3 separate regions of the Homo sapiens genome follow, and all the other regions are linked to region 1. A link is a contact called in ENCODE Hi-C or POLR2A ChIA-PET data. All regions are on one chromosome and are shown on one strand. Each heading gives the region's core, a stretch centred on a gene start or an enhancer-like site at or near the end of the contact. The rest is flanking DNA. Distances are from core to core; before and after follow the strand shown.

The links. A loop is a pair of places that touch in the nucleus more often than their neighbours do. ChIA-PET counts read pairs that join two places held with the same protein, here RNA polymerase II (POLR2A). Pooled maps may share reads with other maps.
Region 2: a loop to region 1 is called in a pooled map, with 15 times the contacts of the local background. The contact joins two enhancer-like sites. A Hi-C loop is called at or near these places in 10 of 50 pooled maps. POLR2A ChIA-PET finds 5 or more read pairs at or near these places in 2 of 52 experiments (BJ and activated CD4-positive, alpha-beta memory T cell).
Region 3: a loop to region 1 is called in a map of gastrocnemius medialis, with 3 times the contacts of the local background. The contact joins two enhancer-like sites. A Hi-C loop is called at or near these places in 1 of 168 maps with a recorded cell type or tissue (gastrocnemius medialis). POLR2A ChIA-PET finds 5 or more read pairs at or near these places in 2 of 52 experiments (activated CD4-positive, alpha-beta T cell and activated T-cell).

Annotation. Positions count from the first base shown.
Region 1 is chr3:190,490,005-190,493,780 of GRCh38, forward strand. No RefSeq gene overlaps it. Among named protein-coding and RNA genes, the nearest start is that of IL1RAP, 22 kb to the right of the region's middle. Within about 2 kb of position 1,634, at least 4 of the 41 ENCODE cell types and tissues checked have a DNase peak (open chromatin) inside an H3K27ac peak, as active enhancers do.
Region 2 is chr3:190,616,981-190,620,756 of GRCh38, forward strand. It overlaps IL1RAP (interleukin 1 receptor accessory protein), which reads left to right. Exons shown (of 12, transcript NM_002182.4): 6 at 3,295-3,460. Among named protein-coding and RNA genes, the nearest start is that of LINC02013, 80 kb to the right of the region's middle. Within about 2 kb of position 1,776, at least 2 of the 41 ENCODE cell types and tissues checked have a DNase peak (open chromatin) inside an H3K27ac peak, as active enhancers do.
Region 3 is chr3:190,376,634-190,380,409 of GRCh38, forward strand. It overlaps a transcript of CLDN16 not described here. Among named protein-coding and RNA genes, the nearest start is that of CLDN16, 9.6 kb to the right of the region's middle. Within about 2 kb of position 1,963, at least 3 of the 41 ENCODE cell types and tissues checked have a DNase peak (open chromatin) inside an H3K27ac peak, as active enhancers do.

The DNA.
Region 1 (3,776 bases), core at 384-2,883:
GGAGTCAGACACAGCAGGATTCCAATATAACAATTCCAATTTTCTTAGCTGTATGACCTGAAACGAGTTACTTAATCTCTAATATAAGTAAAATACTACAGTACTTCACAAGTAGAATGCTCTCAATAATTATTAGATACTTTTACTATTATACTGTAATTGTTTATTGTAAATCTTTTAAAGTGAATTTAAGACATGTGCATATGTGTATATATTATATATATTAATATGGTAGCTTATTTTTGATTATGTGCTGATGATAATATATGCTTATAGCTTTTGTAAACTCATGTCACATTGTCTGTGGTTATTTATAATACTGTATAAGACACTTATTGACATTTGCAAACTGATAAATTGAATCATGCAGGAAGCTGTTTTATAGCTAACATCCTTTTTAATTTATTTCTCACTCACTTGACTTGATTCATCTTTTCAAGATGAATTGACCAGATTTATGGCTTTTTGTAGGCACAGCTCATGGCAGATCCTTAGGCGCTGTTAGGAAAAAGCAAGATTAAGAAAACAAATCCTCTGTATTTATTAATCTCTCTGAAAATTCATTAAGGATTCTACTTTCACCAAGAGAAATCAGCAGAGACAAGCAATACACATAACTTTTGCTAAGAAAATAGTAAACCTTCTCTCCTTTGGGGAGAGCTGTAAAATTTTAGGAACTTGTCTTGAAATATAAATCTACTGAAGACCCAACTTTCATTTAGTTCCGTTAAACTACAGCCTTTAGCTTCAATCCTATACAGATCTTGTGGTTCTTTACTATGTAGCTATAAATCATCTCATTTGTTTTTACCCAGTAGCAAAAACATTGAATCAAATTATGCATAAAACAAAATCCTGTCTCGCCCGTCAGAGACTTCCCTCCAAGTTGAGATGGATAATATACAAGCTCCTAAGGGATAGACCTCTCCAGACAATTACTTCCTAAGGATCGTAACAGGACAATTTTACTCTCTATTGTATTGACATTTCCTACTCTTCTATTTTAATTCCAAGTGGATTCATAATATTCAAAACAGGGGGAGAAGGGACAGAATTTCAAACCAAAATTGAATACGCACTTTTCAGCGACTCAAGTTGCTACGTAATTCCTCCTTAAAGTTAGTTGCTATGCCTTTGTCAGTTTTCCTTTCTTGCTTCATTAAGTCAATTAGGAGGAGTCTGAGATCAATGATTATTAAAAATTATCTTCTCCAAAGTATAATATTCTCTAAGATGCTACTTTTTCCCCATGATTGAGATTCACCCTTTCTCTAATAAATAACTCCGTTGAAATGTATTACAAACTTAATTCAAATGATCCAATAGTCTAGGTTTAATCAGAAGATAGATAGGAAACACTTAGTTGGTTAAACAGAGGAAGCTGAATATAAAGAATTATTAATGATGACAAAAGAGTAACTATCAGATATAGGGAAAGTATGGTACTCTAGGGTGGAGGGAGTACCAAAGAAGGGATAAAATTGGAAGGCATTCAGACCTCTGTCATAGGTTAGCAAAGATGGCCAGAGCTGGTCTGCAGTTACAGGGCAAACAATAGGCAACTCTCTAGGGAGCAGGTAAGCTGTAGGTGATTGGCAACCTGCGTTGAAGCCGTGTATTCAGTGTCCTGGTACTGACAGAGGATGGGAACAAGCTTGCAGATAAAGCCACGCTGGGCACATGACTCTCCAGGCTACTGGCCACTTGGGCTTATCCAGACAGTCTGGACAGGTGGTTATTTTTAGATCTGTAGGTGGCTTTGGAGGTCACTGAATCACCTTCCTTGACAGTTGAGAAAAGTGAGTCTTGAGCAAAAGGGACTTTCCCACATTTGTACAAAGGTGTAGTGAGAGTGGCAGAAACAAAATTGAGGTTTGGATACAATGGCTGGCAGGTTAGGATTAAAAATCAAAACCAAAGCCACAGACTAACACACAAAGCCACTTTCTAGTTTTGTTTTAACTTTATTTCCACAACTGGTGAGTATAGCTATAAGAACAATGAATCAAGCTTAATCATTTGTGCGCAATTAGTCCATTTTGGTTTATGTTAAGAACCTTCTGTGCTATGACCCGAGTGCACTATCTAATTTGGGAAATGCAAAGGTTTTCTGTCCGAGGGGATCCTTTCATCATTAGCATGTTATGTTCTCACCCTTTCTGGAGCAACCATTTGGAGCTTTTTCTCAAAAACACTTTTATCCAATTTTTTAATATACTTACCCATTCCTAAATCCCTTCACTGTTTGAGTCCTAGCATTGCTCTGACTTTCCTAGCATTGCTCTGCCTTTCTCAGAGGAGAAAGCACAGTACAAAATGCTGGTTGCTAAGCAGTGCCTATTTTTACTCCAGTTGAGCAGAATAGAGACCCACTCAATGAGCTTCTATCATTGAGACTAGTGATGAAACAGCTACTACAGGTTAAAAATTTATCAGTGTTTCTCTGTGGAATCCATAGCAAGGCATCTGGGGCAAGAGTGTGAAATTTAGACCAAGGGCCTGCCCAAGGTAGGTATTGATATAATGATTGGAAAAACTCATAAATACAGACATCAAGTATTGGTTGAGCACCTACTATGTTTAAGGTACTGCATTAGGCAATTGGAGTAAATTATTGGACTAAACAAATTTGGTCCCTGATTTCATACTGCCTATAGAGTAGATGGAAAGACAGACAAAAAAAACAGAAGTGCCAAAATGACAAATAGTGATAAGAAATAAACATGTTGCTAAGAAAGAATAGCAAAGAGAAAGGGAGTTTATTTTAAGTAGGTTACAAAGAGGAAGGCTATCTGAGGCCTACATGCAAAGACCTGGAAGGAGTCAGGCAGAAGCATCAGTTCCTGAAAATGTTTGGGTGAGGCTGGGGTGAGTGTGGGGGGCTGTGAGAAGTAATAGGTGGGCAGTCCATTGCCTCTACAATTAAAATACATCCAGTGTCAAGAGTTCCTTGCAAACTTTACTTCTAAATCCTTAGCCCAAGCCACCATCATTTCTCATCCAGATTGTTGCAATGGCTTTGTGACTGGTCCCCTGCTCTGCCTTTCTGCCTGCAGTCAATGATTCCCCAAACACTCAAAGAGATCCATTAAAAATGGATCAGATTACGGTAATCCCCAGCCCAAATTCCTCCAGCAGTTTCCTATCCCACTTTAGGCATGAGAAAAAATACCTTAAAAGGCCAACCTTTTGTATCTCTGGCCAACCACTGTATCTCTCACTTCACCGACTCCTCCTCCTCCCCTTGTCCATTCCGTTTCAGCCACACTGACGTCTTTGCTGTTCCTCAAACAGGAAGAGTTTGCTCCTACCTCAGGACACTTGCAGTTGCTGTTTTATCTTTCTGGAATCTCTTTCTCCAGTTAACTGCATGATTTACTGTCTTGCCTAATTTAAGTCTTTGTTCAAATGTCACCTTCTGAAGTAGACCTTCTCTGACCATATACAAAATTGCACTATCCCCAGCACTTTCTCTTTTTTTTTTACCTTATTCTTCTCAATAAAACTTATTGCATCTGACATACTATATATTCTATAATTTATTTTACATAAATGTGGAAAATAGAGTTTTAGTAAGCTCCCTTGAATGGTGAAATTCTTTCAATACACTTTAATTTTTAGAACAGCTTGATATTTTCGGAAAAATTGAGGAGATAGCACAGAGCATTCCTCCATACCTGACATCCAGTTTCTCTTATTATTAATATTTTACTTTAGCATGATACATTTGTCATAATTAAGGAACCCATATTGATACATTATTACAAGCTAAAATC
Region 2 (3,776 bases), core at 526-3,025, 130 kb after region 1:
ACAGTCAGGGAAAAAAATTAAGACAATACAGGTGAGTTCTTCACGCTTTTTCCTGTGCCTGAAGTGTCTACTTCCCATGTCTACCTTCTTCCTCAACAGATGTTAATATTCTTATCATTTAAGAACCAGCCCAAATCTTTCTTCATTAAGTTTTTCTAAGTTGTTTTGTTTTTATTTCATACTCCCTTGACCCTAAATGCCTTTTATTGTGTTTGTTGCAATCCTTCATTAGACCATGAATAACTATAAGTTAGAATTGTATCATTTCCATTTTGGTGCCTTCACACAGTTCTTTACACATTGTTGGTTTCTTGAATGGAAACACTTGTTCTTACTTCATCATGACATTCCTCCACTGCACCCTTCCCCTCCCCACATGATTCGTTTCAGTTGAAAGATCCCAAAGTCATTTCTTGTGTTGTTCTTTACCTATATGTTGTGGTCGGTTGCCACAGCAACCATAGCATGGTTGAAAAATCGCTCTTCTATTTAACTTCTCTCTTTTGAATTCAGAATGAGGAACTAATGGGTCAACTAGGATTGTTTGTCTTCTAGTCAGACAAGTGTTTGCTTTATTGTGGAAATTCACTTACTGTTCACTCATTTCTTATATTTTAAAGCAAGTTTCCTATTCTTGGAGAATCTAAATCTTTTTTTATGTTTGTTTTCTTCTGGATTCCAAATAAATGGTTTTGAAATCATTATAACATTTTCAGGTTTTATTTTTATCAACAGTTTATTATGTTTAAAATTATCCTATGTGTCTCAGGTACATGTGTTGTGAAGGGTCTAGAGACAGAGTTGCTGATAAGAAAGAGAGAGCTAACCAGACACACAGCAGGTTAATGTTCATAGACATTTGTAGTGTAACAATGCCCTGAATTACCCTCACACACGTATTAGAATGTAAAATATTCCCTTTATTTCTAAAATGTTTTAGGCCTAATAGCTTTGAAACAGCTATAAAAAGTTTCTTTCATCACATTCTTAAGGAAATACTGTTGACAAGTTCAGTAAAAATAATTGACTTCTCATCCTCAAAAGTGTGCTTCCTCAGTTTACCACTGATTGCAGGAATTAGCCTGTTTTAAGTGATAGAGCCACATCACGCTTTTCACTCAGGCTGGCTCCAGGGATGGCACAGGTTCAGGGCTGCTATATGGAATGAAGAGACACTATCAGGTGAAATTAAAAGCAAGGACTTTGAAACAAGTAGATCTGAATTCAAATTCCAGCTTTAACACTGTCTGGTGGTATGACATTGACAGTTACTTAACGTTTCTAGGCCTTGTTCATTCATCTATAAAACGGAGGTAAAAGCATTACAAACTTTACATGTTTGGAATAAGGATCAGACGAGACAGAGTATATGTTAAGTGCATGTCTCAGTATAATTTTTTATAGCCTCAACTCACTGCTGAGGAGAGGTATTCATTCTTAGTTAAGAAGCTGATGAAAGACCGTTATTCGGCTTTCTGGAAAACTGAATTTCAGCTCTCTACTGTGTTATCTAGAATATCTCTGTCTCATTTTTTCCGTCTATAAAATTACAGCGTATTTAGTCTGATCTGTCTACTTCACAGGAGTTTCAGAATAGCTAAGCTAACAAATGAGGGGGAAATACCTTTGAACTGTTTAAATGAAAAGTACCACAAAAATAAAATAGTTCTATTGATACTGTAAACTCAATTCAAACCAAATCTGACATAAACTTATAAGAATACAGGCCTTTGAGACCTTATCCTTTGTGATATCCTAAGGATATTGAAATCGTTTGCTGACCTGACAAGTGTCTACAAGTATTGCTTATCTTACAGGAGAAGCTGCGTTGAAAAAAATACGTTACCCAAGCTTATAGTAGCTTCCTCTTGATGATCTTTTCCATGAAATGGAAGTTCAATGCTGTTCTTAAAATACACATTTCCTGTGACAAAGCATTACAAAATGTGCCTCAATGTAACTGTCATATTTCAAAGTACATGCTCCAGGAATTGAAGAAAACCTTAATCATACAAACATTAAAGATGAAATATGTGAATAAAAAAAATTGAAGTTACAAGCTAGTAGTAGACTCCCAGAAATTTAAAGATGTAAAAAGCCTTAGAGATAACCTAATCTTTTTGTCATAGGTGACTTATTGATATTTAAAAGAAAAACAAAAGCTTTTCTAAAAGTAAATGTTCAACATATATTTTTGTCACAGATAGTGTATTGATTTTTTTTCTCAAAAACAGCAAAAAGTAATAATTTAGCCAAATAGTGAGACTGAGAATTTGAAACAGGATTCTAGATATGTTGAATGAGATAGTTGTGGACTGAGATAGTTCAATTTCTCAATTTTAAATGTCAACAGTTATATGCAAATGTGAATTAGGAGCAGAAATACATTCCTAGATCTTGATCAGGCCCATGAAGATATTTTATTTTTAGTTTCTGAAATCTGTGATACTCAGTTATAAAAATGGGATAAAGTTGGTGGCTCATGCCTGTAATGCTAACACTTTGGGAGGCCCAGGCAGGCGGATCACGAGGTCAGGAGTTCAAGACCAGCCTGGACAGGATGGTGTAACCCCATCTGTACCAAAATTACAAAAATTAGCCAGGCATGGTGGCGCGCACCTGTACTCCCAGCTTCTCAGGAGACTGAGGCAGGAGAAGTGCTTGAACCCAGAAGACTGAGGTTGCAATGAGCTGAGATCACGCCACTGCACTCCAGCCTGGGTCACAGACTGATGAGACCCTATCTCAAAAAAAAAAAAAAGTAATAAAAGAAAAATGCAAAACAGTTTGGAAATATCTGATACAGGGAAACAACAGGGTGATTAAAAATGCCAATCAGACATCTAAATTGGGGCCTAGATTATCAGACGGAGTGACTGGAGTCCCAAATTAATATAATCAGTGAAGAAATATTATAAAAAGAAAAAGAATTGCTTTCTAAATAGCAGGTCTTGCAGTTGCTCAAGTTTCCTTAGTCATTATTTCAAAACTGTAACTTTGCTTTACTATCAACATAGGATGCCCAGAATTTGATCCTGAGACAGGAAGCCTGTGTTTTTGAAGTCACACTTTAGTTTAGAATTTTAATTTCTCATGATCAGAAAAGATAATGACAGGTGTTTCATTTATTCTTCGCAGAAATCTTGTCAAATACTTGACCAAAATAGTTTTATAAAAACTGCAGCATGAATATTTCGGTGTTCTGTGCAAAATTAGATGTGAGTGTGCGTGTGTTTGTATGTTTTCTATGCATGTATCTAAAAAGTAAACTTTTTTTTTTTTTACTTTTTCTAGGGCTGTTATAAAATACAGAATTTTAATAATGTAATACCCGAAGGTATGAACTTGAGTTTCCTCATTGCCTTAATTTCAAATAATGGAAATTACACATGTGTTGTTACATATCCAGAAAATGGACGTACGTTTCATCTCACCAGGACTCTGACTGTAAAGGTAGTAGGTAAGCATGATTAGTGTCCAGTACACACAACAAGCATGTGATCATCTTGTTATGGTTTTTAATAGTTTATTACACACTAGTATGTAAATTGTATAAGAAAAGTGATTCATGTTTTTTGTTTACAGTACTGTCTCTAGAGCCTTCAACAATTCCATGCACATCGTAAGCATTCAGTAACTGTTGGTCAACTGAATGAATATGTGAATAAATGAATGAAGTAAAGGTAGTTTGGGGAGGGAAAGGAGCACCAGACAGATCTGTGTTCAAATTCTGTCACTGCCACTTATTAGAAACATGACGTTGAACAAGGTCCCTG
Region 3 (3,776 bases), core at 713-3,212, 110 kb before region 1:
GATTTGCAAACCGAATGTATTCGTTTAGGTATCCAAACTTAATCACTGATCTAATGCTGCCATGAGAGAAATGTAAGGCATTTCTCTGCCCATAAAGAATTCCCATCCTGGTAAGGAGAAGAGACACAGAGAATTACAGTTTGATAAGTGATGTAACAGGAAGAGGTAGACTCAGAGAAGCTATCTCAGGCAGTTCTTTCTCAGAATCTCCTGGTAATTCAATTTTAAGAAATGGCAATGCCTGTAAATCACTATTTATCTGGGCATCTGATGTTTAATAGCAATTCCCAGGTGACTCTGGTGATCAAACAGGCTTTAGAATCAACTAACTATCGGATGATGAAACCTGAGTCTAGACAGAGGCAGAGAAGCTAGTTAAGTGCTGAAGGAGTGAGGAAAGGAGAAGGACAGAAATCTTCCAGGCAACGGGAAGAGCCTTTTTTGGATGCCAGAGAAAATGTTACTGGGTTCAAAGGAACTGTATGCATTTCAGAACCGCAAGAAAACAGGGTACATATTAGGGATGCATAAGAAGTGAATCTAGAGAGGAAAAGAAGAACCAGCTTGGGAAAGATCTGCATATTGTGCTGCATACTTTGCAGTTTTTTCTGCTATTGATGAGAATCTTTAAAAAGATAGGAATGTGGTAAAGGAAGCACCAAGCAAATGCTGCTGCTAATGCATTTGATATCCAAATAACTTTTTTTTTCACTTCTGTTTAAGTTCTTGGGTTGAAACATTTTACTAAAAATGGAGGTCACATGGTCATCATCCTTCTATCATAAGAGTTTGTACTCTTGGGTTCCATTTGGGTCTCCGTTAGTTTCATCTCTGCAAATAAGTTTAGTTGAGCTTTGTCCCTGGTAAAACAAAACAAAACAAAGCAAAACAACTCTGTATTTTGAGATTCTCTGTTTAAAGTCTCCTTAGATGTGAAAATAAGTAACAGTTACTGGTTTGTATTCAATGTATGTTATTAATCACTATGAAAAGCTCTAAAATCTCTGTTTTCTGATTAGTGATCTTTGGTTGCCAAAAAATTCCAGTGAAATATAGTTCTTTAAGCCCTTGCTAAGAGCAAGATGTGTGTGTAAATTCTGCGAGTGATAAGAGGGTGAGCGGGCACCCTCTCTGCCCTTATGAATCTTACAGGTAGAGCTAAAAGTGTAAAGAAGGTTTGAGTCTTAGGTTTCTCGTTAACAGCTGTCATCCTGGGAAAATACTTGCCTGCAACCTTATTTATTCATCTGTAAAAGGAATTCCTGAACAAGAGTATCTCCAAACTCCTTTCTAGTTTTAACTAGGAGTTTCCAGAAATCTAGCAGAGAAAGATATGGGGATAACAAAGTAGAAGTCTATATTGCATAGTGTTATTTAGGACCATGTTCTCTGGAGTCAGTCAAACCTGGGTTTAAATCCTGGCTCCATTATTTACTTACTGGAAAAACTGGGATAAGTTACCACCCCAATCATCTGTTTCCTTGTCCATTAAACACATGCTTATAATAGTGACTACCTCTTATATAATTATTATTACAACAAGCAAAGAGCTAATAATAATTCAAAGAAAAGGTCACGTATGAATGAGGGCTCACAATGCACTTACAAGAAGACAGCAATTGAGAAGATCCTTGAAGATGAAGGAGGGTCTCAGTAGGTAGAATCAGCAGACGAGAGATAAGAGACAAAAATGAGAGAAGTTCTTTCTAAAGGAGGGTAAAACTCACAAGGTTTTCACACATGTAGAGAACAGGATATACAGTACAATAGAACCTTCTACCTTTCATGAGTGATGCTTCCCTGAGGGCTGATCACTCATGATCACTCATGATTGAAACTACTTCACTGATAAATTCAAGGGAATGAAGTGACTTGCTTCATCGTTTCAGCAGAGAGCTTTCATGAAACCAGGATGGCAGTCCAAATATCATGGGTGCCAGGCCCTGATTCCATCCTATTCAATGGTAGATGAGTTCTTACGTATGAGTCCTGCTGTCGGATCTTGATGAGTAAGGGTTTGGACAAGTAACAGGTGAAATGGAAACTTGTTCCTGAATAAGTGCCAGTTTTGAGTAGGCCTCACTCTCCTTGGGAGGACTTCCATCTCCCTGACTCATCTACATTGGCTTTTGTAATTTCCACTGGACGTTTGCCTGTGTTCTACTTTGCTTGTCTTGGATCCAAACTCCAATTCTGCCACTTTCTAGCTGTGTCAGGTTGAATAAGTCACTTAATATATAGTCCTCATTTTCGTCATCTATAAAATGGTGATATGATGCCTTTCTAATTATGTCTTGTAGTACAAAATAAAAATAAATACAAATGTTTATATACTCCAATTGAATATGATTAAAATGAGGAATAATGATAGTTATTTCCATTAATTCTTCAAAAACTGGGCTATAGACCTTTGAAAATTTGAGGCGTAAGCAAAGAAACGTACTTGATTTGTTGTTGTTGAGCCTCAGTTACATAGATTGGCTTTCTATAATGGTCAGATCAACTGAACAATTGTCAAAGTTTCACCTCCTTCATTTCAATACAATATAAGCTAAAAAATTCTGAAGTGTACCTTGGACTGAAACCAAGTTTCTATAATTCCAGTCCATTTTTCTATTAAAATGATTAGCCTCTTGAATGTAAAATGTATTCCAAAATAAACTACACTATTACAGGGTCACCTTAGAAGGATCTCTTTAGAATGCTCACAGTAAAATATCTCATCTGATAGAAAGATAGCAAAAATCTATCGAGAGCCTAAATACTATTGGATACCCTCCCCCAACTAGAATATCTTGTTCACTGATGAATTTCTGGTGCCTAGCACAATGTATGGCACATAGAATTCATTTGTTCATTTATTAATTCACTCAACATATATGTATTAAAACCCAGAATTTAATAAAGCTAGTCACACAATCTTTATTCTCATTGGGCTTCAACAAACAAACAAACAAACAACATCATCATGTGGTCATCTACAATGATACATTCACTGTACTTGGTATTGCTGTGCATGTACAAGCACAGGCAAAAGAAAGCATCCCTGCTCCTAAGTTGTTTATAAGATGCTTCTCACGAACACATTTCTTAATACAGTGATGCACATTCACAAGTCTTTGTCTTTGTTCAAGATGTTTCCCTTTAGGAACACTCCCTTCTTTTCTAAGAAATTCTTATTATTTAAGAACTACATCAACCATTATCTTTTCCATGAAGCTTTTTGTAATGAGTTTCCAGAGGCATTAATCATTTCCTCATTTATGGTCCTATAACATTTTGTGGAAACATGTATTTCAACATTGTAGACCTAGATTGATCTATCTATGTCTATCAACTCTGTCTATCTATCTATCTATCTATCTATCTATCTATCTATCTAAACTTCTATTTGCCTGCAAGCTTCTTGAGTGGCATTCTATTAATCTATAGTTACTAAGTGGCTGACCTAAGCCTGACATATTCTCTACTTGGTGAATCCCATTCCTTCCTTTCTTCCTTCCTTCCTTTTCTTCCTTCCCTCCCTTCCTTCCTTCCTCCCTTCCTTCCTTTTCTTCCTTCCCTCCCTTCCTTCCTTCCTCCCTTCCTTCCTTTTCTTCCTTCCCTCCCTTCCTTCCTTCCTTTCTTCCTTCCTTCCTTCTGTTTTTTGGTTATAGACTAATAAACATCATCTAGAGGTATCAAATATATAGAAAGCTTAATTGTGACATACTAAACTATCCAGTTACTGATTCTAAGTCCAACAAAAAGAGAGGAGAGTAACTGAAGATATCAAT